Linked DNA regions of Mus musculus: regions 2, 3, 4, 5, 6 and 7 are each linked to region 1. A link is a loop called in an ENCODE intact Hi-C map of the cell type or tissue named here. Cell type or tissue: heart. All regions are shown on one strand. Region 1 has its middle 2.2 kb from the start of 4930429P21Rik. Region 2 overlaps Dock3 (dedicator of cyto-kinesis 3). Region 3 overlaps Cacna2d2 (calcium channel, voltage-dependent, alpha 2/delta subunit 2). Region 4 has its middle 15 kb from the start of Dock3. Region 5 holds the start of Cish (cytokine inducible SH2-containing protein). Region 6 holds the start of Gm23595 (a small nucleolar RNA gene). Region 7 overlaps Cacna2d2 (calcium channel, voltage-dependent, alpha 2/delta subunit 2).

The links. Peaks named below come from ENCODE experiments on the same cell type or tissue, not always from the same donor. Only the 100,000 strongest peaks of a DNase experiment are listed, where the experiment ranks them.
Region 2: it touches region 1 in a loop (4-fold over the local background); 10 of 42 quality-filtered maps call a loop at or near these places.
Region 3: it touches region 1 in a loop (6-fold over the local background); 39 of 42 quality-filtered maps call a loop at or near these places.
Region 4: it touches region 1 in a loop (2.2-fold over the local background); 5 of 42 quality-filtered maps call a loop at or near these places.
Region 5: it touches region 1 in a loop (9-fold over the local background); 20 of 42 quality-filtered maps call a loop at or near these places.
Region 6: it touches region 1 in a loop (2.6-fold over the local background); 4 of 42 quality-filtered maps call a loop at or near these places.
Region 7: it touches region 1 in a loop (4-fold over the local background); 21 of 42 quality-filtered maps call a loop at or near these places.

The regions. Positions count from the first base shown.
Region 1 is chr9:107,354,284-107,358,283 of GRCm38, forward strand. No RefSeq gene overlaps it. Among named protein-coding and RNA genes, the nearest start is that of 4930429P21Rik, 2.2 kb to the left of the region's middle. In heart, a CTCF peak has its summit at 1,917 (motif pointing left); no DNase peak of the experiment used is centred here; H3K27me3 peaks cover 1,313 bases.
Region 2 is chr9:106,902,025-106,906,024 of GRCm38, forward strand. The region is part of intron 49 of Dock3 (dedicator of cyto-kinesis 3); the gene reads right to left. Among named protein-coding and RNA genes, the nearest start is that of Manf, 12 kb to the left of the region's middle. In heart, a CTCF peak has its summit at 1,886 (motif pointing right); no DNase peak of the experiment used is centred here.
Region 3 is chr9:107,512,818-107,516,817 of GRCm38, forward strand. Cacna2d2 (calcium channel, voltage-dependent, alpha 2/delta subunit 2) reads left to right here. Exons shown (of 38, transcript NM_001174049.1): 9 at 237-287; 10 at 416-515; 11 at 656-814; 12 at 1,018-1,125; 13 at 1,228-1,306; 14 at 1,815-1,864; 15 at 2,043-2,132; 16 at 2,334-2,405; 17 at 2,602-2,676. Among named protein-coding and RNA genes, the nearest start is that of Tmem115, 19 kb to the right of the region's middle. In heart, a CTCF peak has its summit at 1,968 (motif pointing left); a DNase peak (open chromatin) is centred at 1,854; H3K27me3 peaks cover 601 bases.
Region 4 is chr9:107,244,728-107,248,727 of GRCm38, forward strand. It overlaps the pseudogene Gm51734. Among named protein-coding and RNA genes, the nearest start is that of Dock3, 15 kb to the left of the region's middle. In heart, a CTCF peak has its summit at 1,636 (motif pointing right); no DNase peak of the experiment used is centred here; H3K27me3 peaks cover 280 bases.
Region 5 is chr9:107,292,721-107,296,720 of GRCm38, forward strand. It overlaps Cish (cytokine inducible SH2-containing protein), which reads left to right and starts at 3,939. Exons shown (of 3, transcript NM_009895.4): 1 at 3,939-4,000. It also overlaps the pseudogene Gm17040. In heart, a CTCF peak has its summit at 1,708 (motif pointing right); DNase peaks (open chromatin) are centred at 1,741, 3,045 and 3,981; H3K4me3 peaks cover 1,031 bases; H3K27ac peaks cover 709 bases; H3K27me3 peaks cover 591 bases.
Region 6 is chr9:107,162,752-107,166,751 of GRCm38, forward strand. The region is part of intron 2 of Dock3 (dedicator of cyto-kinesis 3); the gene reads right to left. Gm23595 (a small nucleolar RNA gene) reads left to right here and starts at 2,226; the gene lies at 2,226-2,355. In heart, a CTCF peak has its summit at 2,258 (motif pointing right); no DNase peak of the experiment used is centred here; H3K27me3 peaks cover 310 bases.
Region 7 is chr9:107,461,368-107,465,367 of GRCm38, forward strand. The region is part of intron 2 of Cacna2d2 (calcium channel, voltage-dependent, alpha 2/delta subunit 2); the gene reads left to right. Among named protein-coding and RNA genes, the nearest start is that of Gm34037, 27 kb to the right of the region's middle. In heart, a CTCF peak has its summit at 2,330 (motif pointing left); a DNase peak (open chromatin) is centred at 2,334; H3K4me3 peaks cover 1,131 bases; H3K27ac peaks cover 4,000 bases.

The DNA of each region.
Region 1 (4,000 bases):
GTTATTGACATGTGGCATCCTTTCTTCCAGACCTCACTCAGAGAGCACAGGCTGAAGCAAGCATTTTCTGTGTGTCTGACATGTGAGGGACAGCCTGCCTTTCAGGACCCACTCTGCTGGCTTAGAGAAAGGGTACTGACCAGAGCTGCTTCCAAAGTTTTAGTCAGGGGAGGCTGCCTAGAGAAGGCACAGAGACATACATGCCCAGTCACTTTCTCTTTCTGCTTGCTGGCCAGGATGTGGGTATGGCTCTGGCCAGCCTATGACTTTTCCCAAGAAATCCCGTGGAAGTTAGCTCTCTCTCCTAGCAAGCTCCGTGGTACCCAGAAGATCTCACAGTCCAGACAGATTCCCTTGTGGTGACCACTCAGGCTTTCCCATCTCAGAGGCAGCTGGAAACCCAGCACAGTAGGTCCCTCATCCACAGCCTGGGGACGAACTTCTGCAGTCATACAATTTAAAGCTTTTTTTCTGGATCCTGGAGCCCCTTAGATCTAAAGCTGGAGATGAGAGCTAACCCCTCAGAAGCTGTCCAAGGAAGGGGACTTAGCAAAATCATCTTAGAGGCCTGGCACCTATGAGCCTAGAGGAGTCAAGATGGTGAGAATAGATGGAAACCTGTCTGCTTGGTACCCAGGCACCCATCTGACATGACCCAGGAGGGCAGAAGACAGGCTTAGGCAAAGGCTGAAGGTTGGATGAAGGCCCAGAGTCCAGCTGCCTGCACTGGTGGGGCTGGAATCTGTGTCTTGCCATGGCTATGATCCTGCTGGATGTCACAACTCAGGGGGCTGCCTTGTGACCTGGAAGGGGAGGACAGGAAAACACCCAATCCTGGTACAGGTCACCCTCACAATGACTTCCCCTGGTCACCCCTCACCCGACTGCTCTTATGATCCCTCAGGACCCTCAGCCTTTCTCTTCCAGACTCACCTGGCTTTTCATCTTTGACCCAGCCAATAGGTTCTCGATTTTGACTAAAACAAGGCAAAGGGAAGCCGAGCATGATGTGTCTGTCTGCCACCCCAGCATTTTAGAGGCACAGACAGTAGGATTGTGAGTTCGAGACCCAGCTGAACTCCATCATAGGAAAAGCCTATCTAAAACCAAAACAAGGAGGAAGACAAAATTGAGGAGGGGAAGAGGGGAAAAAAGGAGCCAGGCATAGTACCTGAGAGTAACTTCTCATGTCCTGCACCCAACCTCCAGCCCGATGCATAGCACCTGCTACACTCCATGTCTGTCCATCCACCCTGTCCTTCTGCTCCTTTGTCAGAGAGGCACGGGGACCGATCCAGAGCCACACAGCCGGGAAGCAGGATGGCAGGGGGACGGCTTGGGAATGCCTGGCTCTTGGTAGAGCTGATACCCGGGAAGGCTGCCGGCTTCTTACTCCCCAGGACATTTTCTGATCAGACTGACACCTCCTGCCCCATCAAATAGAAAGCCAACTCCCCTTGACCCAGATGAGCACAAAAAGGCATTGAGCAGCAGGTCAGAAAAGAGTCGGAGTTTATGCCTGGAAAGTTGGCTCAGAGGAGAAGCCTCACCTACAATGGGGAAACCCACAAATATCCACAGCGCCCCTCAACTCAAGGGCATGGGGTAGGTATTGGCGGCTGGCAACTCTGGCCCCAGAGTACTTGATCCAGGAGTAGGGAAGGGTGTGGTGATCCCAGTCACCCTTAATTTTCGAGATTCTGCATGCTTGTCCCATCCGGGAGGCAGAGGGTCACCTACCTGCACTGCACAAGAGATCCTGACCACAGACTGGGAGTCTAAGTCTTCCAGCTGGGCTGGGAAATTCCAGACAGATAAGGTCTAGAAGTGGGGGTTCTGGAGCCTGACAGGTCCCCAGCAGGGACGCAGAGTCCAATCTACCTTATAATTTTTCATAGCAACTATGATGCCACCTGCTGGCAGCTCCAGGCACTGACAGCATCAGACAAGTCCTTTGGGTTGGCCCAAGCAAGAGTTGTCTTCTAGCCTTGTCCTTTGATCTCCCCCCTCTCCCCACCCTCCCCTGTCTCCTCCCTTCCCCTCCCCACTTCTTTCCTCCCATAATCTCCTCTCCTCTCCTCTCCTCTCCTCTCCTCTCCTCTCCTCTCCTCTCCTCTCCTCTCCTCTCCTCTCCTCTCCTCTCCTCTCCTCTGCTCTCCTCAACCCCGACCATTCTCTCTCATGAACTGGCACTGCACTGCCACCAACTAGAGCGTGAACCCCTTACCTCTATGCCCTGAATGCCCCTCTCACCTCCCCCTACCCATGCTGCCACCCTTTCTCTCTTGGTCAGGGTCCAGCAGATCCCCCTCTACTCTCCTGCCTTCAGACTGCAGGACCCAGAGAGTCACAAAGTGGGCCAAACCCTGCCTACCTGGCATTCACTGAAAGATTCATTTGCTGAAGGAAGCCAAGGACACCAGATTTTGAGACATTTAAGAGATTTACCGGGGCTGGTGAGATGGCTCAGTGGGTAAGAGCACCCGACTGTTCTTCCAAAGGTCTGGAGTTCAAATCCCAGCAACCACATGGTGGCTCACAACCATCCGTAACGAGATCTGACTCCCTCTTCTGGTGTGTCTGAAGACAGCTACAGTGTACTTACATATAATAAATAAATAAATCTTTAAAAAAAAAGAGATTTACCATCAGCTCAATAATAAGTCCATAAAATGCCACCCATAAGCCTAGGTAAGCCTAGGTATAGTGAGGTCCTGCAGAGTGAGAGTGTGGGAGCCTCCTGAATACCCTCAGACAGAGACAGAGCCATTTGATCTCCTAGTAACCCAGTGAGCATCCTTTGTGTGCCCAGATTGCACAGAGGGAAACAAAGGCACAAAACGATAGGTGTGCCTAGCATACAGCAGGGTCTGAACTTGACCCCAGGCAGGTTAACCCCAGAGCTCACTGCCAAAATTCCCAAAGAAGGAAAGAACATTCTCAGAAGCGAGAGCTGCTCCCACCCATCCATTTGTCTGTTCTCTTTGGTCACTTTCAGCTTGTCCACACAGGGTCCTCTGTGCTGGTGGGCACAGGTGGGGCTGGCCTTGGAGGAACCCCTTCTGTGAGGAGAGCAGAGGCAGTAAGGCTCTGAGCAATGACAGCATCCCTCACCAGGAAGTGAGGAAAGATACAGGTGATGTCACAGGAGACTACAGGGGTGACCCATCACTTCTGGATGGGGCAAGAGTTTGATAGAAAGCCATAGCGGTATATCAGCTGGGACAGATAACAAGTAACAGTGGATAGAGAACTTTTTCAGAGGCAGGCCACTAACAATGGTGATCTCCCCTGCAAACACGGAGCACATTGCTATGTGGGGCTCGCACCACACACCATTCCCATTCTGCTTCCCTTTCTAAATCACCTTGCCTGGACTAGTGCTGCTAGAGAGGAATCTGTTGGACATTGCTTTGAGACCACACCCGTGTCCCCAGCTCCTATCCTCTAAGTGGTGAGTGAGTTAGAAAGAAGCAAGTTCTGTTGATTGAAGGAGGCAGCGACTGGGTTTGGAGCCATTCCCACTCTGACCACCAGGTGGCAGTACATGTCCAGATTATTGGGTTGAAGGATGGCATAGGGGTGATGAGTGGGAATGGCGGGGTTGGAACTGGGAGAGGAGTTCCTTGACTGAAATTTGGCCCTGGTGATTTTTGGAAGGCATTTCAGAGGTCCTGGCAGCTGGTGTACAAAAGCTGCCCGCTTTGTCTGCCAGGAGCAGGTCTGGAGTGGGCCTGGGTCAGGATGAGTAGCTGCCGTTGAAGCCTGAGCCTCCAGGGTAGAGCCCGGTGCCTAGTAAGCGCTTAGAGCTTTTTATTGAGTGGAGTGTTGGATAAGTGGTTCTTGCCTCATGGGAACTATATGAGTTAGGGTATTTTAAGTAAGCAGAGAGCCTCCACTAAATGCATGCAGCTACTGTTCTTTTATTCTGGAGGGTGGCTCCTTCTAGTGCAAAGACAGCTCGAGAAGGTCCCGGGCTCAGGGGGTCAGGCATCGCTGG
Region 2 (4,000 bases), 450 kb before region 1:
GAAGCGTACTTAGTGCTGGATGGTGAAGCTGTCCTTGATATCTTGGCTGACAGAGGCTACCATCATACCCAGAGGGAAAGGGTAAGGAGAGCTGAAGCCTGGCGCAGAGTTCCTGGGGTTTCTGAACCTTGTGCTCTAAGGGCAGAGGTGTGGTCTGGACACTAGCATCTTCTAGAGGTTCCGGGTGGGAGCCAAGGCCAGCTTGTGACAGAGCCATAAAACAAGGACAAGAGACACTTGAAATAACAATCACAATGTTCTGACTTGACACACACTTACCTTCTTCAAACACCAGTGATTCTATTTTCTGCTGGCTTCCTTTTAGGCATATCCCTTCCAGATGGTAGGCTCCCAGAACCTTGGTTCTGCCTATCTGTTGGAGCTCTGCCTATTGCAGTTCTTAAAGCCAGTCTAGCTGGAAGTGCAGGCCCCTGCACATAGGCGGGTTTGACCCTTGCCTACTTCCCTTGATAAGCATGGAACTAATCAAGAAGTTAAGGGACTTATACTAGGCTCTTTTTGTGTTGTTGGTTTTCTCCAGACAGTTTCTCTGTTAACAGATCTGGCTGTCCTGGAACTCGATCTGTACACCAGGCTGGCCTCAAACTTGAGATCTGCCTGTGTCTGCCTCCCAAGTGCTGGGATCAAGGATGTGTACTACCACTACCCAGCTTCATGACCTTTTCTATGAAGACACTGCAGTGACTCTAGCTGAGGTAGAGCACTGAGGATCTTCTCATCTGTGGTTCTTAAGAAAACTTTCTATAGAAGCAGTAAGATAATGTGCTAGCTTTCCTGTGATGGGGTAATATGAACAGTTCTGCAAATACATACTTTATTGAATCAGACAACAGACTACCCACCAGTCCCTTCATGGCAAAGTCATCTGGACCCCAATGCTTCTGGCTGATTCAGCTCTGAGAAGCTGGGTAGTGGAGACTAGCCCACTGGCTTCAGCGGACAGGTGTCTTTGCAGATCCTAGGCAGGCTCTGAGTCCCTGAAACCCACCATCACCTGGCCTTTCCTGAGCCTGTGGTGCCAGCACTGTAACAATATCCAAGCAAAGCAAACCCAGGTCTTCAGCCAGCTCACTGCATGAGTCCTTGAAAAATCCTCCTGTCCATTGTAGTCCAAAAAGTCTGTGTAAATACCAGCAAGTATCCTTTTTCAGTTATTTTTGTTACTTTTTCTGTTGCAGTCCTGAGAGAACCTCTAGGCAGGCTTTAGGACTTATCTTTTACAATGGCCTACACTGATAAGGGAATGTATAAAGTATGGTTATTTAAAGAAATTAAACTTCTTGTTTTGTGGCTTTACTGATTTTCATCTTGTTTTTAATAATCTCAAGAAGATAGATGTTTAAAGAAAAGAAAAAAGGGGGGTGGGGAAGCTCCAAACCCCACTGTTTTTTTCTCCTGCCTTCCCAGCTGAGAGACTGAGCTCTTTGGACATCTCTGAATGTGACTATCCAAAAAGGTCAAAAAATAAACATCACTTTGACATCAGCTCAGTCAAAACACGGCTCATGATGCCAACTGTGCATCTACGCCTTGATCCACGCTGGGGCTGTGATGGAGCAACATCCTCCCGAAGGTCTAGGAGCTCTGCTGAGGACTTACCTCCCAACTGTGGTGCCCCTCTTGTGACAGAACAAAGGATGACTGTACATTAATTTTCTTCAATTCAGCTGACTCACTTGTCTCTGCCCTAGGCAGCCATCCCTTGGTGGGACAAGGGTGATGTTAATGTTAAGACATTTAAATACCATAAGGGCTTGTCCATTCATAGGACTTTTGAATTGCTTCAGGTGCACTCCAAAAACCCTTAGGCAAGTTGGGTCCTAGTCCACTGGATTACACATCTATTTCACTGGCTTATTCTGCCTTTTGATCACCAGGGGGAGCCACGGACTTACAAGAATAAGACTGTACTTTGCAGGCCTCTGGTCTTACAGATTTCCACAGTTACAGGAACCATAGCACAGGGTGTCAATGGGTGTCAAGGAAGGACAATGATCTTATGATGTAGGAGTGAGGAGGAGGATTGCACTCTAGACCTGATTTAAGGAAGCTTTTTCCTTCACTTACCAGTGACAAGAAGACATTAATGAATGAGCAGACCACTCACTGCCTTGTTTGCCAAGAGTACCTCCATCATTAGAGGACTGGTGAGTGTCAAGACATGTAGCCCCAATTCAGCATTCACCTCCTCCCTGAACTGCTCTTCTGAAGGTCATGAGTTCAAATCCCAGCAACCACATGATGGCTCACAACCATCTGAGCAGAGCACAGCCAAAGGTGATTAAATTAGCCTGTGACTGCTCTGCTGTAACCTTACCCACTTCTCCTCACTTTGTCAAGGTTTTCCAGGCTGGTCACTGCACCTTTCCACCAGGACATACTACATCAGCTCTTTCCATTTTGTCTGCTGAGGGTCTCACAGGTTTGTATACATTGAAAGAGCCCTTCCTTAATGTTATATGTTTATACTGTCTTTCTTTGTATACAAAATAATTAGAAGAAAAAGAACTCATCCTTCTGAAGTCTGAAATCAATAGCCAGTGACTGGTTGACAGATCAGACCACTTTGCATGGCAAGCATCTCAGTGGGAAAGAACTGGGTTTTCTCCTGGGTCCTGTCCCTTTACTGACACAGAAACCCAATTCTGGCTACCAAGTGGAAGCATGGCAGAAAAAACTGCCAGCGCAGGATCTAAAGTCAGCTAGGGAGAGGTGACCCAATCCTGCAAGCCTGGGTGCTGAAAATACAAGCATTTCTAACCCGAAGGTGGGGCTGGTAGGCAGAGAGAGAGAGAGAGAGAGAGAGAGAGAGAGAGAGAGACAGAGACAGAGACAGAGACAGAGACAGAGACACACAGAGAGAGAGAGACAGAGAGACAGAGAGAGAGACAGAGAGAGAGACACAGAGAGAGAGACAGAGAGACAGAGAGAGAAAATGAACAGTCCCTAAGCAGGCATCACTTTTCAGGCATTATTTAAGGTATATAAATATCAATGCCTGAGTCCTTGTGACAAATACGATCAGTGATAAGTAAATACTCCGGTAGACATGGAATTAAAGGCGATTAAAAGGAGACAGGGGGCTGGAGAGATGGCTCAGGGGTTAAGAGTGCCGACTGCTCTTCTGAAGGTCATGAGTTCAAATCCCAGCAACCACATGATGGCTCACAACCATCTGTAATGAGATCTGATGCCCTCTTCTAGGGTGTCTGAAGACAGCTACAGTATACTTACATATAATTAATTAATAAATCTTTAAAAAAAAAAGGAGACAGATTTTACACACGACTGGAAACATTTCCAGGTGCTAGCCTTCATGGCCCTTTAGTGAGTGATGATGGTCCACAAGCTGGCTGTATCTAAGGTTAGACCTAATTCAGTAACAAGGGCTCCAAACTGGCCCCAAACAAAGCCAAAAGGAAAACTGACAGTAATATATGCTATTGTTTATTTATTACTGGCCTAAGAAATCTAGAAGCTAAGAAATCTAGAAGGTAAAACTGACAATAGTAAATGCAGGTTGTTTTTAACCTTTAGGTGTGCCCTAAATTTAGACTACCCAGAACAACTCTGAGCTAGCCACAGGCTAATCCAAACTTAGATTTTTTTCCCTCCTTAGTGGGTATGAAAGGTGGAGAACTGCTTGTACACTCAAGGCCTTGTCTATGGCCTCCCCTTAGGAAGGAGATTTTGTACCCATCAATAAAAACTGTACAAGGAGGACAAGCATGGTGGCACTTCCTGAACCCCAGCATTTGGGAGGCAGAGGCAGGTGGATTTCTGTAATTTCCAGTAGTCCTGGTCTATACATTGAGTTCCACACCAGGTAGGGACTACATAGTGAGAATTTATCTCAAAACAACAACAAAAACCCCAAACAAAAATCCCCTCCCCAAATCACAAAGGCATCAGCTGCGCAGTCTCTTGTCTTCTAATACACCCTTGTTACTTTTCATTCAACTAAAAACCTCCCTCTCTC
Region 3 (4,000 bases), 160 kb after region 1:
ACCTGCCCCTCCCCCTCACCTCTTGTTTACTTAATGAGGGAACCAGATCACTCACGTCACAAGAAAAAAAAAACTGTCTTTTTTATTGAGCATGGTCTTCCCAGTGCCCAGGCCCATTCCAACCCCCATAGTGCGTGGTCAGTAGAAAGAAGCACAGGAATCAGTAAGTGGGTGGAAGAAGGAAGACCCCGCAGGTCCCGGAGGTGCCGTCCTTAACTGAGTCTTCTCACTGGCAGGTATATACAGGGGGCCTCATCACCCAAGGACATGGTCATCATTGTGGATGTGTGAGTGAGCCTTGTAGGCTGGTGGGATGGGCTAGGACTGGACTCTTCTGCCCGGGCACCTTATGAGGGAAGGACGGGAAAACCCTGAGAGCCCACATGCATGCGCCCCCTCCATGCCTGGTTTCCAGGAGTGGCAGCGTGAGCGGCCTGACTCTGAAGCTGATGAAGACGTCCGTCTGTGAGATGCTAGACACGCTCTCTGATGATGACTATGTGAACGTGGCCTCAGTGAGTGGCAAGGTGGCAGGCAGGATGGGTACCACTCACCCCCATCCAACCTGCTCCCATGACAACCATCAGCCCTGTACAACAGCTGCACACTGTGTGGCCAGCCTGAAGCCACTCACCACCCCCCACTGTCCCCACAGTTCAACGAGAAGGCGCAGCCTGTGTCTTGCTTCACACACCTGGTGCAGGCCAATGTGCGTAACAAGAAGGTGTTCAAGGAAGCTGTGCAGGGCATGGTGGCCAAGGGCACCACAGGCTACAAGGCCGGCTTTGAGTATGCCTTTGACCAGCTACAGAATGTGAGCCCCACGGGTGGGCAAATGGGTAGCAAGGGGTGGGCGAGGGACCAGGCTTAGTGACATGGGAAGATGAAGATGGATTGCCTTGTTAATAGTAAACAGGCAGCTTAGACAGACAGTACCATCTGCCGTGAGGGAGGAAGCCCCACCCTGGACCTGTGAGAGACCAAGGATTGCCTGACTCTGTGTTCATCCTCCACTAGTCCAACATCACGCGGGCTAACTGCAATAAGATGATCATGATGTTCACGGATGGGGGTGAGGATCGCGTGCAGGATGTCTTCGAAAAGTACAATTGGCCCAATCGGACGGTGAGCCTCAGCCCTGGTGGGTGGCTGCCCTGAGCTGGGTCCAGGACGGGAGAGGGCCGTCGTCCTCCGGTGGCCATTGTGATAACCTCATCGTCCCGGCAGGTACGTGTGTTCACGTTCTCCGTAGGACAGCATAACTATGATGTCACACCCTTGCAGTGGATGGCCTGTACTAACAAAGGTACCTCATCGGGTTTCAGCCTCTGCCTGCTGTGTCCTTCTGCTAGCTGTCCATCCATGTGTCCAGCTGTCTGTTCACGCACTGTGTGTCTGTCCTTCCATACATACCCTTTTTCCGGTGCTTTGTCTATTTGGTGGGCTGTCTTGCTTGACCATCTGGCTGTATGTCCCCTGTCTGTCTGTCTCCAGCCTTTCTGCTAATGTCTGTTTGTTGATCAATCCATCTCTGTTGATTGATTGGGTAAAACTCACGTTTCTGACGTCCTCGGATGAGGCTCCTTCCTCCACCCTGTCTCTGTTAACCACTCCCACCTCTGCTGCTTCTTTAGACCCCTACAATCTATCCTCTCCTGTAGCGTTGGTCACAGTGCCAGGGCAGTGACAGGGAGCATAAAGGAGTTGGGGGAGAGTCACAATACACAGAGTGTTGCAGGTGTACCCAGGCGACATTACCCCCTGTGCTGCGGGCCTTGCTGTGCCAGTCAAACCCACATCTCCTCCCTTTGCAGGTTACTATTTTGAGATCCCTTCCATCGGAGCCATCCGCATCAACACACAGGTGAGGTTGTGGAGGAGGCGGCCCCTCCCAGGCCTTGGCTTCCCTCTGGTTGTGGCTGCATGCTTTGCGTGCTTTCCAGCCATGGGCCGATAGCGACCCCTGGTGGCTGCTGTTGTCCATGGCAGCAGATGAGAGAAGAGTGAGTTGGGAAGGACATTTAGTGCCTCTCCTCTCCCAGGAATACCTGGATGTGCTGGGTAGGCCCATGGTACTGGCAGGCAAGGACGCCAAGCAAGTGCAATGGACAAACGTGTATGAAGATGCACTGGTAAGGCTTCTGGGCAAAGAAAGGGGACTAGTGGCCTTCCCCCAAGGATGTCCCCACACAGTCAAGACCCTCGAGGGGCCCCTTATTGGTGTTGACCAAGTAAAAGAAAATGACAGGTGGCCTGTGGCTGGGCCCCTTCTCTGAACACTCACAGTGAAGACAGGGCTGGCCACAGGAGACCCCATCCTTCTCTCCCTTCAGGGGCTGGGGTTGGTGGTAACAGGAACTCTCCCTGTTTTCAACCTGACACAGGATGGCCCTGGGGAAAAGAAGGTGAGTTGCCCAGTGGGTTATCTGGGGAGGAGTTGGCATGCCTGGAGCAGGTCTGGGGATGGAGGAGGGTTAGGGCATGCTACAGATTTGGCAAAGCAGCTCTCCGTATCAGCAGCTTAGCCCTTAGGCCTGGGCCAGGGGGTTCTACTATGGAGTTGACTCATTATAGCATACCTTCCCATTCCTTTGTGTCCAGAACCAGTTAATCCTGGGTGTCATGGGCATCGATGTGGCCTTGAATGACATCAAAAGGCTGACTCCCAACTACACAGTAAGTGTCCACCTGCCCCTCTGCCCTGGTTTGCTGTCCATAGTGACACAAGCCAGACTCAGCAGGGGAGACATGGGGACTGAAAGACCGTCACAGAAAGACTTCCCAAAGGGTTTGGTCTGAAGCTGGGGACAGCAAGCTTCACGGGAAGGACTAGTCTGTGAGTGTTTCAGGCCTTGCTGATCTAAACATCCATTTTCCACGCTAATACTATCATGTGAACACAGCTGCACACAAATCATTGATAAATGGCCCATGCAGATTTGTTTCATTTTTATTGGTTGGTTTTTTGAGACAGGGTCTCTCTATATAGTTCTGACTATCCTGGAACTCACTACATAAACCAGGCTGGCCTCAAATTCACAGTGATCTGCCTACTTCTGCCTCCCAGGTACTGGAATTAAAGGTGTATACCATCATGCCTGATGGCCTATAAGGTTTTATTTGTAGATATTGATATTTGAATTCCATAACATTTTTACAACACAAAGTAATTATTTTTTTATTTTTTTTCAAAAAATACAATGTGTGTGGATATTTTGCCTGGATGTTTTTCTGTGCTGGGTACCTCTGGAGTCCAGAAGAAGACGCTGCATCCCTGGAAGTAGAGTTACAGATGCCCATGAGCTGTTGCATGGGTGCTGGAAGTCAAACCCAGTGCTCTGGGAGAGCAGTTAGTGCTCTTAACTGTAAGCTGCCTCTCCAGTTCCCAACCTTAAAACCCACTGGGCAGTGGTGATCCACTCCTTCAATCTCAGCACTCAGGAAACAGAGGCACACAGATCTCTGAGTTCGAGGCCAGCTTGGTCTACAGAGGGAGTTCCAGGACAAACAGGGCTACACAGAGAGATCCTGTCTCAATAAATAAATCAAGCCATAAAACCCACTTGAGGCTTACAGACAAATTATAGCAACAGGTGGCAGGCCAGATTCAGCCCTGCCCAGAAGTATGCTGGCAGGGGGTAGGGGTGGGGTGGGGCAGAAGGACTCTTCCAAATAAGAGCCTGAGAGTGGAAGGCAGAAACTGGAGCCAAGGAAGGGACAGACAGGATGGTGGTTTGGCTATTCAGAGCCTGTGCTTAGAGAACTTGGGTCTCAACTATGAAAGCAAGAACAAGTGCTAAATGTGTGTGACAACTTCAAGCCTGAACCATGGGAAACCTTTGTTTGGCCTGAGAGGCCCCACATACAGTAAGAAACTCAGAGGCAATGACTTGTTCTTGGATGCCACTCCCGGGTCTTCTGCCAGGCCTGTGGGAGCCTAAGAGTCTCTCCTTCCTGTCCACCACCACTAAAATGGGGACAGGAAAGCAACATTTGAGAA
Region 4 (4,000 bases), 110 kb before region 1:
CTAGATCCCGGTTGGTAAGCTGGTTACCCGGTCATATGATGAGTTAGGTTAGAAATATCTACATTTTCACTTCAAATTTCATTTTATGTCTTTTTGTTTGTTTGGGGGGTGGGGGTGCTTGGTTGGGTTAGGTTTGGGTTTTGGTTTTTCAAGACAGGGATTCTCTGTGTACACCCCCCCCCCAGCTGTCCTGGAACTCACTCTGTAGACCAGCCTGGCCTTGAACTCAAAAGATCCACCTGTCTCTGCCTCCCAAGTATTTTAAGATAAAATTTATATAGAATGGCTGGGCGGTGGTGGCGCATGCCTTTAATCCCAGCACTTGGGAGGCAGAAGCAGGCAGATTTCTGAGTTCAAGGCCAACTTGGTCTACAGAGTAAGTTCCAGGACAGCCAAGACTACACAGAGAAACCCTGTCTCGAAAAACCAAAAAAAGAAAAAAAAATTAAAAATTAAAACACTGAGCAAAACATACCCAAACAGTGAAATGCCCCCATGAGAACCAGGACATGTACATCCTGTAGCTCCTTCTTAGATGTGATCTTAAGGAACAGGAAAAATGAGGCCTGGAAATACACGGCACGTGTTTGATCTGCACTTGATGAGATGAGCCAGGGCTGCCAGAGCACAAGGCGACATGCAGCTGCAGACATGGAAATGGAAACTCTTAGAACTTGTCTTTTGCTTGAAAGGCTTTGTCACCCTGTCTGCCAGTCCATCTTGTGGGCAGGGATGGGAGTCTGACCCCATTCCTGATACAAAAGACCTGAAGGTGAGCCAAGTTCATGAGCCCAGATGTGGCCTTTGAGAATCAGGACTCGGGCTGGAGAGATGGCTCAGTGGCTAAGAGCACTGACTGCTATTTTAGAGATCCTGAGTTTAATTCCCAGCAACCATATGGTGGCTCACAATCATTTGTAATGGGATCCGATGCAATGCCCTCTCCTGGTGTGTCTGAAGATAGTAACAGTGTACTCGAATACATAAAATAAATAAATAGATCTTTAAAAAAAAAAAAAAACAGCCGAGCATGGTGGCACACACCTTTAATCCCAGCACTTGGGAGGCAGAGGCAGGCAGATTTCTGAGTTCGAGGCAGGCCAGCCTGGTCTACAAAGTGAGTTCCAGGACAGCCAGGGTTACACAGAGAAACCCTGTCTCGGGGGAAAAAAAAGCCTTATCACAGAGAATCAGGACTCCATCTATCAATGGTCCAGGATGCTTACTGGCCTCACTACAATGTGTGCCCATAGATCCTTGGACCACTTCAGTGTCTTTGCAATAGAGTCCTCTGCCAGGACCTTCAGACTCTTAAATGCCCTGGCCCTCCTGTCTTTTCAGTTGCTACTTTCATCTAATCTTTTTACCCTCTCCACCCTTTAGAGCTGTCTCCTAACTATCCCCCATCCAGGAGTAATCTCCATTATTAGACTTTCAATGATTGCTTCTCGGCCTTTTGGCTAAGATCAAGTGTAGACTTTCAATTGAAATTAAAACTGTGGGTTTTTTTTTTTCTCATGTGTTTTCATATTGAATTCTCCCAAGAACCCTGGGAGCATCCTCATGGCCACTTACAGGCAATAAAAAAGAGCCCAAAGAAAAGAGGCTTGTCTAAGAGTACACATAACTGCCAGGTGGTGGCAGCACACGCCTTTAATCCCAGCACTCAGGAGCCAGAGGCAGGTTGATCTCTGAGTTCAAGGCTAACCTGGTCTAGAGATGGAGTTCCGAGACATTCAGGGCTACACAGAGGAGCCCTAGCTTGAAACAAAGCAAACAGACAAATGGAGTGCATGTAACAGCTGGTCCCAGAGCTCCAGCATTTCCTGGCAAGAGCCCGTCTTCAAAGAGCTGGACTTGGAAATTCTGCAGCACCTTGAGTAGGAAGTGCCCCATCTAGGACTGAATGAGAACAGATCTGAAAAGCCGTGGAACATACTTTGGGAAGAGAAGTTCTCTCTTTCCCCTTACCAGTGCAGGGCACAGCCTGTACCTTTTTTAACTCATGTCTAGATACAGAGAATCCCAGGGGCTTCTTGAATGGTGAAGAATGCAAAGGCTGCTCATGTCATTGGCAACCACTAGCCAGACAGACCCCCTAGGGTTGGCTGTGAACCTAAAGTCCCCACACCCAACAGTAGAGTAGCATCGTCCATTGCATTTGTTACTTTTCTCAGTGCTGTGACAAAAGTTGATGCCACCTCACAGCTGGGGGCTGCCTTCCCTTGTGGCTGGAAGGCGTGTTAGCAGGACTGGCCACAATCACGAAGCAGAAGGGATTAATGCTGGCGGTTGGCTCACTTTCTCCCTTTTATTCAGTATAGCAGCACAGCCATGGAACACTGCTGCTCACATTTATAGTATGTCTTCCCACCCCAATTAACTAATCTAGAATCTCCCAACAGGCATGTCCATGTTTCCATGGTGATACTAAATCCCATAGCTGATAACCAAGACAAACCATCACACCCATAAAACCTCCTAAACGCCTCTGAATTCACAGTGCCCTTACCTCCTCCAGATGGGAGCATTTACTCCTTGAAGCTGGCTCTCGGGAGGTAAGCCACCTGGACTGTCAGAGCCACAGGACAAAAACCTTCTAAAATCAGGCTCTGAAAGGCAGATGTAGGTGTAGTGGCTGATCTGTGGCAACATTTCGTGGTCCCCTGACAACACTCCCAACCTCTTATAGTCAGGTTCGTAAGCCCTTGCCCCGAGTTAGGATCTTTGCCAAGTCCCCTCTTTCTTCTAAACCTACCTCAAGCCCTGAGATCAAGCAAAGCTGCCACTCTCTTCCCAGGATCTCCAATGGCCCAGATGCCAGGAACACATCCTAGGATATCCTGTAGGAGCTGGCCAGATCATTACCCAGAGAAGGGGCTCCATTATAGACAGGCTGTGGCTTTCAACATCCCTACAGCTGACGCTGTATAGTCAGGGAGTCCTGATCACAAGCTAGGGGAAGTAGGCACTTGACTCCACCTGGTTGAGATTTTGATGTATGACTATGACTGAGACCTTCCTTATTCCAAGCTGAGCATCTCCCTATCAGGCCCATATAACTGGGAGCTCACCAGGAGGAACCTGCCCCTCTTTCTCTGACCTACTAGATCAGCATACTCTATCTTTTTTTGTTTTTTGTTTCTTCGGTTTTTTGGGTGTTTGGGGTTTTTTTTTGTTGTTGTTTTTGTTTTTCAAGACAGGGTTTCTCTGTATAGCCCTGGCTGTCCTGGAACTCACTCTGTAGACCAGGCTGGCCTCGAACTCAGAAATTAGCCTGCCTCTGCCTCCCAAGTGCTGGGATTAAAGGCATGCACCACCACTGCCCGGCTCTATCTTTTTTTTTTTTTAATTATTTATATGAGTACACTATAGCTGTCTTCAGACACACCAGAAGAGGGCATCAGATCCTATTACAGATGGTTGTGAGCCACCATGTGGTTGCTGAGAATTGAACTCAGGACCTGTGGAAGAGCAGCCAGTGTTTTTAACCACTGAGCCATCTCTCCAGCCCAGCACATTCTATCTTTAAAGACTATCTCCAGGACTGGAGAGATGACTCACTATGTAAAGTGCTCTCTGTGCAAGTTTGAAGACCCGGGTTGGATCCCCAGAACCCATGTAAAAGCTAAGCATGGTGTGCACATCAACAATCCCAGGTTGGGGAGGCAGACAGGAAGAATCCTGAGGTTTGTTGGCCAATCAGACCAAGCCATTGGGTTTGCTGATACTAACAGCTCCAGAAAACTGTGTATCCACAGGTAACTGAGTTCAATTTATTACCAGCAATAAGACTGTAAAACCACCTCAGAAGCCAACGGTTCTTCTGTAGTGCCTAAGGCTAGAAGAGTGCTGGTGTTCGTTTAGCCAAGCTATCCTAAGTCCTGGGCCTGATCAGCTCTGTGCCATCAGTGCAGAACCTAGTGAAAGGCATCTCCAAAAAGCTCTTTCCATCTGGGTACAGTGGCCCATGCCTTTAATCCCTGCCCTTGGAGGGCAG
Region 5 (4,000 bases), 62 kb before region 1:
CTGGTGTAAATTCCACAGGCGCTCCTGAGAGATAACAGCATAGATGTGAAGAACTTCCCAGGCCAGCATCCACCACATCAGACCCACCCACTGAATGAGCTCCCTTGTTGTTGCATGGGATAGCAACAACGTCCACGTGGTGCCGAGGAGAGTCTGTCACACAGAGCCACGGTGGTCAGGTTGACTTGAGAGGCCTCTCTGAGGGGCTGATGGTCAGCCCTGGGATCAGTCACCACTAGAAGCCTTGACACCTTGAAGCTTGCTTGGATCTGGTTAATAATGAAGGTCTCAGGCATGAAGCATCCAGCAGTGGGAGGGTGCCTGTGACAGCAGCAAACTTCCAGCTGGCTCACTGGCCGGTGTTCCTAGAGGAGATGACGCTGTCATCACGAGGTTCTTGATAGCAACCATAGCCTGAGCTGCAAGCACCAGCCTCTCCCAGGTCCTCCTCAGATTTATGATGCAGAGACTGTCACTTTTCCTTCTGTAGATGTGCTGCTCCATGTGAAAGTCAAGGTTGGTGCCATCTAAGTGGGTTCCCGTGGCAAGGAATTTGGGACTATCCTCTTCCTTTACCTGTAGGACATCAACGGCTCCAGACATTATGTGAGTTTTCCTTTAAGTTACAACAGGAATCAAGAACAATGCTGTATGGACCTGTCCCTGGGCAACACAGATTATTTAAGCCCAGGCTAACCTCAAACTCACTGAGTAGACAAGGATAGCCTTCAACGCCTGACCTTCCTGCCTCAACCTCTCCAGTGTTATAATTATAGGTGTGAGCCACCATACACTGCGTGTAGTTTAAAAAATATATATTCAAAGAGGTCAAATTTGCTTGTTGCAAGTGTTCAAACCATACTGAAGTATAAAAAGTAAGTAGTCCCATTTAAAAAAATGCCCTTCCAGGCTGGAGAGATGGCTCAGTGAGCAAATGCTCATGTCCTACATAAGCCCAGGAACCTATCTAGGTTCAACCCTTAGGATCTATGCAAAGAAGGAAAGAATAGACTCTATAAAGTCACCCTCTAACCTCTGCATTCACACTCACACTGTGCCATGCATGCCTGTGTGCACACTCATGCATACACACACATATCATCATCATCATCAAATTATAAATGTAAATGTCTGTGATTATACAAACACACATAGTTCCCATACCAATTATAAACAGAGGTTTTTCCAGCTGTTCATTTGACCCAGAAAAATCAGAACATGTAGTTTCCTCTCAATGCTTATGCTGTAGCAACCATCTGGAATCATGTCCCCTTCACACTGTTGTAGAGATTCAGAACATAGTATGCTGGGTTTGGGCAAGTTGGGTTCATGACAGCAGACTCTGGCACTTAGCCCTTCGTAATAGTAACAGTAACAGTAATAGTTGGGTGTTCAAAGGAACAGGGACTGAGGCCTTTGAAGTAGCTTATGGTGAGCAAATAGACGATGCAGTAAAGTGCTGATGGAGGGAACTCCCTCCTCCCCACCACATCTGCCTTTTGATGAAAGGCAACCTGCTCATGATGAAAGGATAGAAGCCATATACCGAGGCTATCTAGATTGCTGTGCATTCTTGTGATCCATCATTATTCTGGGAACGGGGCAGGAGTGTCCTGCAGCAACAGTAATTCATGAAGTGCCTGAGTGCACTGGGAAGAATTCTCTATTCTCTAGTTGGCTAGTGAGGTCTTAGGAAGGATCGCCACTGGGTGGCAGTGTGGGCCCAGCAGTCAGGGAGGGGTCCATTCAAGGGGCGTAGTCAGGAAATAGAGCCAGTAGTAAGGAAATGGCCAGAGGCATTCACAAAACTTGAATGAAACAAGTGGGCAGGTAGCTTGGGCAAAACAGGGCACATCATGGTTCCCAGCACGTCGTAGGTGGGATGTCTAACACTGTCAACTTCACAAAAGACTACTGGAGAACCAAACACTTCTCTCCCCAAGGCACACTGGAAGCCGTGTCTTAGTTTCCTCACGTACAAGGCAGCATTATCTGTGGTAGCTGTGAGGGCAAGGTGAAGCTAGGATTTGCTGAGTGTCTGGCACAAGGTAAGTGTTCAGTAGGCCCACTTGAAAGGGGTAGATCCAAGTTCAAAATCACAGCTCTGGGGTCCAGCGAAAGAGATCCACAGATCAAGGTGCTTGCCACTAACCTGACAACCTGACTTTGGGCCCTGGGACCCACAGAGTGGACTGGGAGAAGTGGTTCCCTCAATTCCCTCAGGTTATCCTCTGACTCTGTGTGAATACTGTGGCTACAAACACATGAAAACACACACGTGCGCGCACACACACACACACACCACACACACCACACACACACACACAATTTAAAAAAGAAAATCATGCCAGGCAGTGGTGGCACACATCTTTAATCCCAGCACTCAGGAGGCAGAGGCAGGCAGATCTCTGTGAGTTCAAGGCCAGCCTGGTCTACATAGTGAGTTCCAGGACAGCCAAGGCTACAAAGATAAATAAACCCTGTCTCGGAAAAAAAGGAAAGGAAAGGAAAGGAAAGGAAAGGAAAGGAAAGGAAAGGAAAGGAAAGGAAAGGAAAGGAAAGGAAAGGAAAGGAAAGGAAAGGAAAGGAAAGGAAAGGAAAGGAAAGGAAAGGAAAGGAAAGGAAAGGAAAGGAAAGGAAAGGGTAAGTAAATAAAAAGAAAACCACAGCTCTGTTGCATGACACCTGTGAAATCCCCCGTATCTTCATAGCAAAGCGGCAACAGACAGTTTCTACTGAAGAGTTAGTATGCATACATACAGGGATCCCATGTTCTCAGAGTACTCCTACTCCATCCTACCCATATTCCAAGAAACTGGCTTCTTGCTGTATTCTGGGAGCCCTGCTTGGGTTACACTTAACTTCCCCTCCAGGGCACCTACGGGGAACTGAGTCCCTTGGAGTAATCTCTTATCTTCCCTAAGAACTCCTTCCTTTTCACAGGGTTTTATCTTTAGCTCTCTATCTTGGGTGGGGCACCCAGAGCCTAGCCTGGGCTGGGGAAAGCCCAGTCACTATACTCAGATTCTAGACACTGCCAGAAGCCTGTCATCGCTGCCAAGAATCTTATAGCTACCCTTTCTGAGGAACGTGGGTGGTGTGACGTGTGTGGAAGGAGTGGGTGTACTGGTTCTCCAGATCTTATCTCCCCATATCCTGAACCGTGGATGTGGAGGGAGATCACATAGACCCTACAGCTCCTTGGTAAACCAGATATGGTGACTTAGCCTATAAGTTCACATTGTAAACCTGTACTCAGAAGTTTGGGGCCAGCCTGGTCTACAAACTGAGCTCCAAGGTAGTCTGAATTCAATTTTAAAACAAAAACAAACAAGCCATCGACAGGGCTGTCTGGGAGCTGACTATCTCTGTTTACTGACTCAAGAGGGTAATTTCCCCAACTGTCGGTCCACTCAGAGATTAGGCAAAGAAGGGATGAGATCATTTGATTACAAAAGATTAGATGTAACCTGAACTCTTTTAGCTGTAGTGGCCACAGTGGACCTCCTTAGTTCTTCCGTCCTCTTCAGGGCTCCAGGCCTCTCCCTAAGTCTTTCTCCAGATCTCACAGCACACCACCCACCTTCTCACACAGTGTCCTGCAATAAGCGAGACCACGGCCGCCAGAGACAACGTCCGATAAACTAGAAGCGGCTGGCTAAGAGGACCGGCCCGACCCTGCCCCCGCGCTGTAGTTCTAGGGGGGGGGGGATAAGCGCACCCATCCCCAAAGAAGTAGAGGGAAGACAATCTGGTCTCCAGTTGCATCCACATTCCTTCTTAACTTGTCCCCAACCCAGTCTTTTGCCTACTAGTCTCTAGGTCCCGCCCCACTCGGGCACGTCAGTTCAGGGTCCCTGCACTTCAATAGGTCGGTCTAGATGCTCGTCTCACGTCCAGCGATACGATTGGTCAACTCTAGGAGCTCCCGCCCAGTTTTCCTGGAAAGTTCTTGGAAATCTGTCAAAGGTGTTTCCTTTCTCGGTCCAAAGCACTAGAC
Region 6 (4,000 bases), 190 kb before region 1:
TAAAGCATTAAAGAACCATTATTAAAAGAAGCCTTTGAAAAAATTAAAGTTACAACCTACTATCACTGTGTGGGGGTCAATATGTGATTTAACTGTGTAGTGTTTTGTTTCTTTTATAAACATGGGTGCCCTTGTGTTTGGTGCATAGATGTTAAGAACTGCAATGTGAAAAAAAAAAAAAAAGAACTGCAATGTCCTTTTGGTAGGTTTTTTTTCCTTTAATGAGTCTCTATCTCTTTTGAGTAGTTTTGATCTGAAGTCTATTTTGTCAGATATTAAAATGGCTACACCAGCTAGCTCCTTGGGTCTATTTGCTTGGAATATCTTTATCCATCCTATTACCCTGAGGTGCTATCTATATTTATTAAGGTATGTTTCTTGGATATAGAAGAAGGATAGTTCCTAGGTTTTGAATCCATTCTATTAGTCTGTGTCTTTTTACTGGGGAATTGAGGCCACTAATGTTCAGAATTATCATGATCAGTGTTTGTTGATTACTGGTTTTGTTGTTGTTGTTGTTGTTGTTGTTGTTGTTGTTGTGATGGTGGTGGTGTAGGTTTTTATCCCCTCCTTTTAGAAAAACTATATACAAGTCATAACTTTACTTCTCTTTCCCCATATTGAGTCACTAAATGTTCTTTTATCTTTTTCATAATTCCTTATTCTTCTTGATGAAAATTCAGACTGGGTTTTATTCTTTTCTAGCTGAGACCAGTAGCTAAAGAGTGGCTAAACTGCATTAGGCATGAAAATATATAGTAGCTGAAAAACCTGAATGAATCTGCAAGATATGAGATAATAAAATCCGTAAGACAAGTCTGTCGGTCAGTCTAAACTAATATATGTATAATGTCTTTACACTGTCTCTCATACACAGTGACTAAAAAAAAAATGGAAGAAGAGGCAGTTGACAGGAATAGGAAACACTAAGATTCTATGTTTGCCTTTTACTGCTATAAATTTCTCCAGGAAAGACTAGGCTTGTGAAATAGGTTAAGTCAGAATTGCTTAATATAAATAGTGTAATTTCTAAGAGACCAAAAACACACACTTTCAAAGATCTATATAAAGTCCCTTTTTGGAAAAGTTAAGACATAAAATAAAAAAATGGGTTCAAATCTATACATGAATTAGCAGCTATACTTCTATCCTCACCAACAAGATGTTGATAAATACACTGTCAAAGAGGTTTATCCTTACAACAAAATGACAATCACTAGACCTGAAAACAGGGGGTGACTATGAAGAGCTTCCATTTACTTCCATGGAAAGCAAATGACTCTCCCAAGATTAAACAGGAAAGATTCCTTCCCTATAAAACGTGTCCACAATTATTGATTAAAGCCTACACTATTCATGAGTGACTTTAACCATGACCCCTTATTTGTGCGTATGGTCTGTGTGTGCACATATGCCATGCATGTGCACGTGGACACTGGATGTCTTCCTCAAACACTCTCCATTTTATTTTTTGAGACAGGGTCTCTCACTGAACCTAGGGCTCATCAACTCATCTAAAGAGGCTGGTCAGTGAGCTACATTGTTCTACCTGTCTCTGCCTCACCAATGATAGGATTAGAGGCATGTAATCCTGACCTCAAGTTTGTATGTATAGGGGCTGGAGATCCCAACGCAGGTCTTTGTGCTTGTACGGCAAGTGCTTTATTGACTAAGCCACCTGCAGTCCCATAGACCCCTTGTCACCACTGAAATCTCTCACAATTCTAATGTTTCAACTAAATTTTACTTGTAACTAATCTTCACACAAAATACTATCTAAAGCTACCCATCTGTTGTTGTCTTTTTGATCAAGACTTAAAAAGAAACTCAGCCAAAACCAAGATACAAAAAGTAAATTAGGAGATAGGAGAGACTAAAATAAACTGAAATGTCTCTTTTGTTTGGTATCCCAAGCTCAGACTAGGCTAAAAGGAAAAAGAAATGTTCTTAATCTACACTGTTTATTATTGAGGGGTGAATTTTTCCTGAAAAGGCAAAGTGAGTGTCCTCTTAACCAGGTTTACAAAAATGTCTTACAATTACAACTCCTTCACTGACACAAGAAATACATAAAACATTTTATGCTGAAAAGACCCTAGCAAAGAGCTACACAAAGTAAATTTAAAGGGGGGGGGATCGAGTGAAGAACTCTTGGAGGGGGGACCAGGAAAGGAGGCAACATTTGGAATGTAAATAAATAAAACAATTAAAAAAAAATCCATTCAGCTGCCTCTAGAAGCTTGCAGCTGTGGCTGCTGTGTTCCGTGTGAGTCAGTAGGTGGCAGAGAGGAGAGAGGTTACTCTAAGCTCAGTGTTCTGACCTAGGAACATCTGAATGATTAGTAGCCTCACACTCTCTGAAAAAAGCAAGCCTAAGATAATCACCAGTCCAACGGGGACTCAGACAGGGAGCTAGCCTGAGGCAATCACCAATCCCACACTGCCCAAGCCCTGGAAGACTCCTAGGACCAAGAGCAAGCCTGAGACTAAAAGAACCCCCTCCTGGGACTGAGGGTCCAGGGCAGGAGTGAGCCTGAGACAGATGACTCTCCCATGGAACCACTTGAGCAGACCAGGTGAAGAGCAAGCCCAAGATGACCACCAGACAAGTGCTATTGGACTTGAACAGGGAGCTGGCCTGAGACAACCGGCAGTCCTGGGGGAGCAAACCATGCCTGAGATGACCCCTGCCCAGCATCATAATGCATGAGTGGGGCATAGCACTCCTGAGATAACCCCAGACACTCAGAGACCCCAGAAACCTCTTAAAGGAGCAATTAAGTGGTGGAGAATGGAAGAGAAACTGAAACAGAAGGATGTAAGCACAGTAAAGAAAGGCAGAACTAGAGACTAAGAGTAATGAGGAACAGCCTAAGAAGAGTAGCCAGTGATGCCACCTGGGATCATGGTGAGGTTTTGGCCTGTGCTGCCCCAGTTAGGGGTGGGCTTGTTGCTATTTAAGGGCTATATAGAACTGGCCCACCCCTCAGCTGGGCATCATGGGAGAGCTGGCCCTGGAGGCATGAGAGCTGACTCTACCCCTAGCCAACTGTAGTACTCCACAGAGCGGTAGTTGATTGGAAGCCTAGCCAGGCCCTCAAAGACATGAGCACGGGGGACCCGGCCCTCCCACTCATTCACTGTGTGGTGGCATAGACAAGAGATATCCTTCTCCTTCCTCCACCCTCAACACCTGAGGCAAGCAGGAGGCCTGGCCCTGAAGTTGTGAGAGCAGGAGATCTGTCTCTGCCACTCACCAGCTGTAGCACTCAGGATGGTGGGCCCTGCACACCTCGCCTGGGTTGACAGCAGAGCTGACCCTGGTGGCATGGGGGGTGGGGAGAGCTTTGCCTCAAGGGCTTGAGTGTGGGAGAACTGTCCTACCTATCAGCCATGGGTTAAAGAGGGAGAGATGATACACACACACACACACACACACACACACACACACACACACACACCCCTTGCCACCTTCGGCAAACAGGAATGCTGATTCCCTTGATCATTAGAGTGGGAAAGATGGTCCTGCACCTCACCTGCTGCAGCAGTCAGGAGAGCAGGCTTGCCGGGGCAGTACAGTAGAGGTGGACGTAGGGGTAGAGGTTGCAGGAGAGCCAGCTGGGTGGTATGAAAAAAGGAGAGACACATTCCTCCTCTCCCTCACCCCTCACCACCTATAGCAGTCAGGAGAGCTGGCCCTGGGGTCATGAGAGTGGAAGAACTGGTCACGTCCCTCAACAATGGCAACACTAGGGAGAACAGGCCCTGCACCTCACCTGGGCAACAGAGTAGAGCTGGCCCTGGTAGCAGGGACTGTGATGAGCCATCCCCAAGGGCATGAGAGAGGGAGAGACTACAGGCTAACTAGTTCAGAAACCTCTCAGATCCAGGGTTTTGAATTGACCAACCCCAACATCTGCCCCATCTATGAACTGCTAGTGTATATGAAGAGGTCAGTCCTACAAATCTAAAGCTACAGGATCTCCCAAGACACAGGGCA
Region 7 (4,000 bases), 110 kb after region 1:
GGACTTTATATAGTACCCCTGATGGGGTCTGTCCATGATACTTGTCCTGAGGTCTTTTGTCGCCTGTGGCAGCTTTTTGAATGTCCCTGGCGTTTGGGGATGAGGCTGACTCTTTCTGTCCTGCGGGTGTTCAAGTTTCCCATCCAAGGGTCTACAGGTTCACTTCTTGTTTATGTAGCTGCCCTGGGAAGCAAGAGGTTGAGCAGAGGGTTTGGAACCCCTAAAGGGACCACAGAGCTAGCATGAGTGCCCTAAAGGGAAGAAGGTAGCCCTACTGAGTCACGACTATAGGTAGGAACTGAGACGATGTCTCATAAGCACAAGCATCTGAAGTGAAACTCTAGCACCTTCGTAAACACTGGGGACACTTGTAGAGATGGGAGGACCCCTGGGACTTGCTGGCCAGCCAGTCTATAGTCAAATCAGTGAGCTCCAGGTTCAGTGAGAGACATCCCCCACCTCCACATGAGGTGGAGAGTCACTGAAGGTGCCACCTGGTGTTGGCCTCTGGCCTCCACATGCACACACCTACACATTTTTAAAAATAGTGGTTTGAAAGTACATGGTAAAGGATGGTAGAGGCTCATGATATGAGGGACTCCGTACAACCCCATAAATTGTTCCTTCTGCCTTAACCGTCCCTGCTGTTCCTCAGGCCCTCTGCCACTGTCTCCTTCCCTCCCCCACGTGCCTACATGACTCTGTCTGCCTCCCTGTTCCAGCATCTTTCTTCCATCCCCTGTGGGGTGAAGTCTCTTTGCTCTACTAACATGGATGGCTTAGAGTTGCAGCAGCTTGGGTACCCACTGGTGCCTTTGTTCAAATCAAACCAGCTATCTGGATAAAGGTGAGGACCACTGAGGCAGCGTTGCCATGGGAACTATTACGTGTGGTTTTTTTTCCAAATAACTCTCTGGGACAAGGAAACCAGCAGGCATGTGGTCTTGCTGTGACTGAGGCCTTGCACCTTGTGCCCTGGCCTTTCTGCCATGTCCCAGTTGGTCCCAAGACTAGGGGTTGGTGTTGGTGGGAAACTAGCTAGCAGGATCCAAGCGCCACACTTTCTCTGGTCTCCCTCCTGGGTCCATGCTGGAAATCAGCTCCCTGGACCACATCAATGTGGAGATGACCTATCTCCTGGGTAGGGGCACCTGCTGCACTGTCATTTGGATCTCCCTTGGGCTCAGGACCAAGCTCAGAGCCCTTCCAGGGAACAGAGCAGCTGGAACAGGCCCAAAGGAATCTTGGAAGTGTGAGACACCAAGGGCCTGCCATTCAGGAGTCCCTAAAGGGCTTCATTTGGGAATGGGAGCTGACTGGGCTGGCAGCTTGAACAGCCACTAGGATTCTGTCTTCATTACACCAAAAACCCCTTACAATCCATTTCCTCACTCTAGGCAGGATTTAGAGCTCATAGGAAGACAGATCAATCGGGAGAGCATGGCTTCGAGGCCTGCTAGCAATAGTCCAAAGAAGCCTCAAATGCAGCCACCAGGGCAAGCGGCAAAAGGACCCTGTGATAGGTCCTTGGCAAGAAGTGGAGCAGGAAGAGAGCCTGGCAGAGGCATGCAGGGATGAAACCCATGTCCCAAAGCTCTGCTCTTCAACATGGAATCGGGCATCTGCCTTTGCTGAGTGTCCTCTGCACACAGACATGGTGCTTGGGGGGACAGCAGAAGAGCTAGCTGTCTCTGTGTGCTATCAGTGGCTCCCTGGTGTCTGGGCTCCTCTGTTATCACCTCCAGGGCCGAGAGTGAGGTGTTAGGGAAAAGGACAGGGTGGCTGAGGGAGAGAGTTGAGGGTGTGGGGCCGGACTTGGGTAAAACTCAGGAGAAGGAGGTTGGCTAGCCAGGAATGAAAGCTGATGTCTTTCGAAAGCTCTCAGCGGGCATATCTAGCAGAAGAGTGGGGGCAGGGTGGGGGCTGAAACTACTCTCAGCCTTGGTGATAGTAAAGGCAAGGGCACAGGGTTCCAAAGACATGAACTGGGCTGTTGTTCTTTGGCTTGCAAGGACTCCCATTCTCACACATATATCAAACACTGGGGATTCAGAAACGGTGACTTCAGGAGAACCTCAGACTCCCAGCTCTGTGTCACCTGTTGGGACCTTGGAGTGTGGCCCTGACACCAGATCTTTTCTGGCTACTGGATCCAACCCAGTAGTCACGTAGACTTCAAAGTGTATCCTAAGCCCTAGAAAGGGGTTCCCAGGCTTTTCAAAAAGACGTGCAGTCTTTGGGAAACCTGTGCAGTCCAGCCTCAGAGCCTAGGAATGACCTTGACAAGCGAATCTAATGTGTTGGAACGTCATCCCTTGGCCCTGACAAGCCAGGCAGCTGCGCCCCCTGCTGGCACAGATCGGCTGGGTGCTGCTTCAACTGTGTAGCCCAGACCGCAGTAGTAATACAACCAGACTATGCTCCAAAGCATGGAATGGGGTGTGTGTGTGTGTGTGTGTGTGTGTGTGTGTGTGTGTGTGTGTGTGTGTGTGTGTGTGTGTGTGTGTGTGAGATGTTAAACCTCCAAACCTGAGATGAATATATCAGGGAGGACAGAGCATGTGGCTTTGTCACTCAGTCCTTTGTCCAGAATTGTGTTCGTTTGTCTGATTCTTGGTCCTCCTAACAGGATTCTCTGCTTGCCTTTCCTTTGGTCCCCTGAGGGCCTTGGTCCAGAGGCTGAGCAAGGGTTCTATGGAACAACCTGCCCTGGTGTCCACTCAGCACCTCAGTCCTCCCTGGCTGTACAATCAGGCCTGCCACTCACCCCCCTAATTGCCACAGCTCTGTAGGAAGGAGCGACTTCATACAAATTATTTTGTTCTAAGAGAAGAACAAAAAGAAAAGAAAGCAGAGAGAGAGAGAGAGAGATGGGGATGGCGGGAGAAGATTGCCTGAGCCTGCTTTCTGTGGTGCCTTAACCCTTGCACTGCCAGGCACTAGGCAGTCAGCAGAGCTGAAGCTCTGGCAGCACCGAGCCTCCAGCCCTTCCTCCTGTCAGATGGCAGCGTCCTTATCTCTGCACGTCTTCTGTCACTCTCGACCGTATCGCTCCCTGCCTGCCTGTCTCTCATCAGGTGCCTCTGTCACCTCCTTATGGTCCCCTCACCACCAGTTCTTCCTGTCTCCCCATGCCCCCACTTCTGCACAGCCTGGTGTCGAGGCTCTGTCAGGGTAGCGGGCTTATGACCTCTAATGGTGAAGGTACCAACTTAGGGTACAGACTTCCTGGAATTGTTTGAATGGGGGCACAGACCAGATCAGGCTTGGAGACACTCTCAGGTGTAGAACGCATGCGTATGCATGCACATACCCCAGACCCCGAGCATGAACAAAGATGTCTGCAGAAATCTGCTGCTGGGATTCACATACAGGCTCCCAGGCTACAGCTAGAGGACCCAGCCACACCCAGCCCCAAGCCCACACGCTGGCATGTGCACACAGATGGCAATATCAAGCCATGTCACATACTAACCATCAATTTACACCAACACATGCGTGTGTACTGAGACCGCGTCTCCTAAGGAGGAGGAATGGGCAGATTCATTCTCCCTACCCGGTCTCCATCAATATTCTGTGCCTTGAATGGCAGAGGAGCCCTGGGGGCTCCTAGAACTCTCCGTAGTTTCTGCAAATAGCCCAGGGCAGCCCCCGCAAGAGGAGCACAGCTGCCTGAGGCTATGTGCTAGAGTAACTGTGAGTATGCACACGTGAGAGATACGTTCGCGGAGATGTACATATATGTGTGTGTGTAGGTGTGAGAGCATCCTCATGTGGGGATGTGGTTTATATTATATGCTTTGCGGCTCCCCCTCACTCACCACACACCCCGCCTTCTGCCTCCCATCCGGCCTGCTCTTCCCTGCCGCTGCTCATAGCACACAGGGGGTTGCAAGTCATGACCCCTGAGGCCCAGACAAGGCAAACTTCCCATCAACCACCAGCACTAGCCACCAACTAGCCTATACACTGGACCCTCAGCCCAGATGTAAGCTATAGA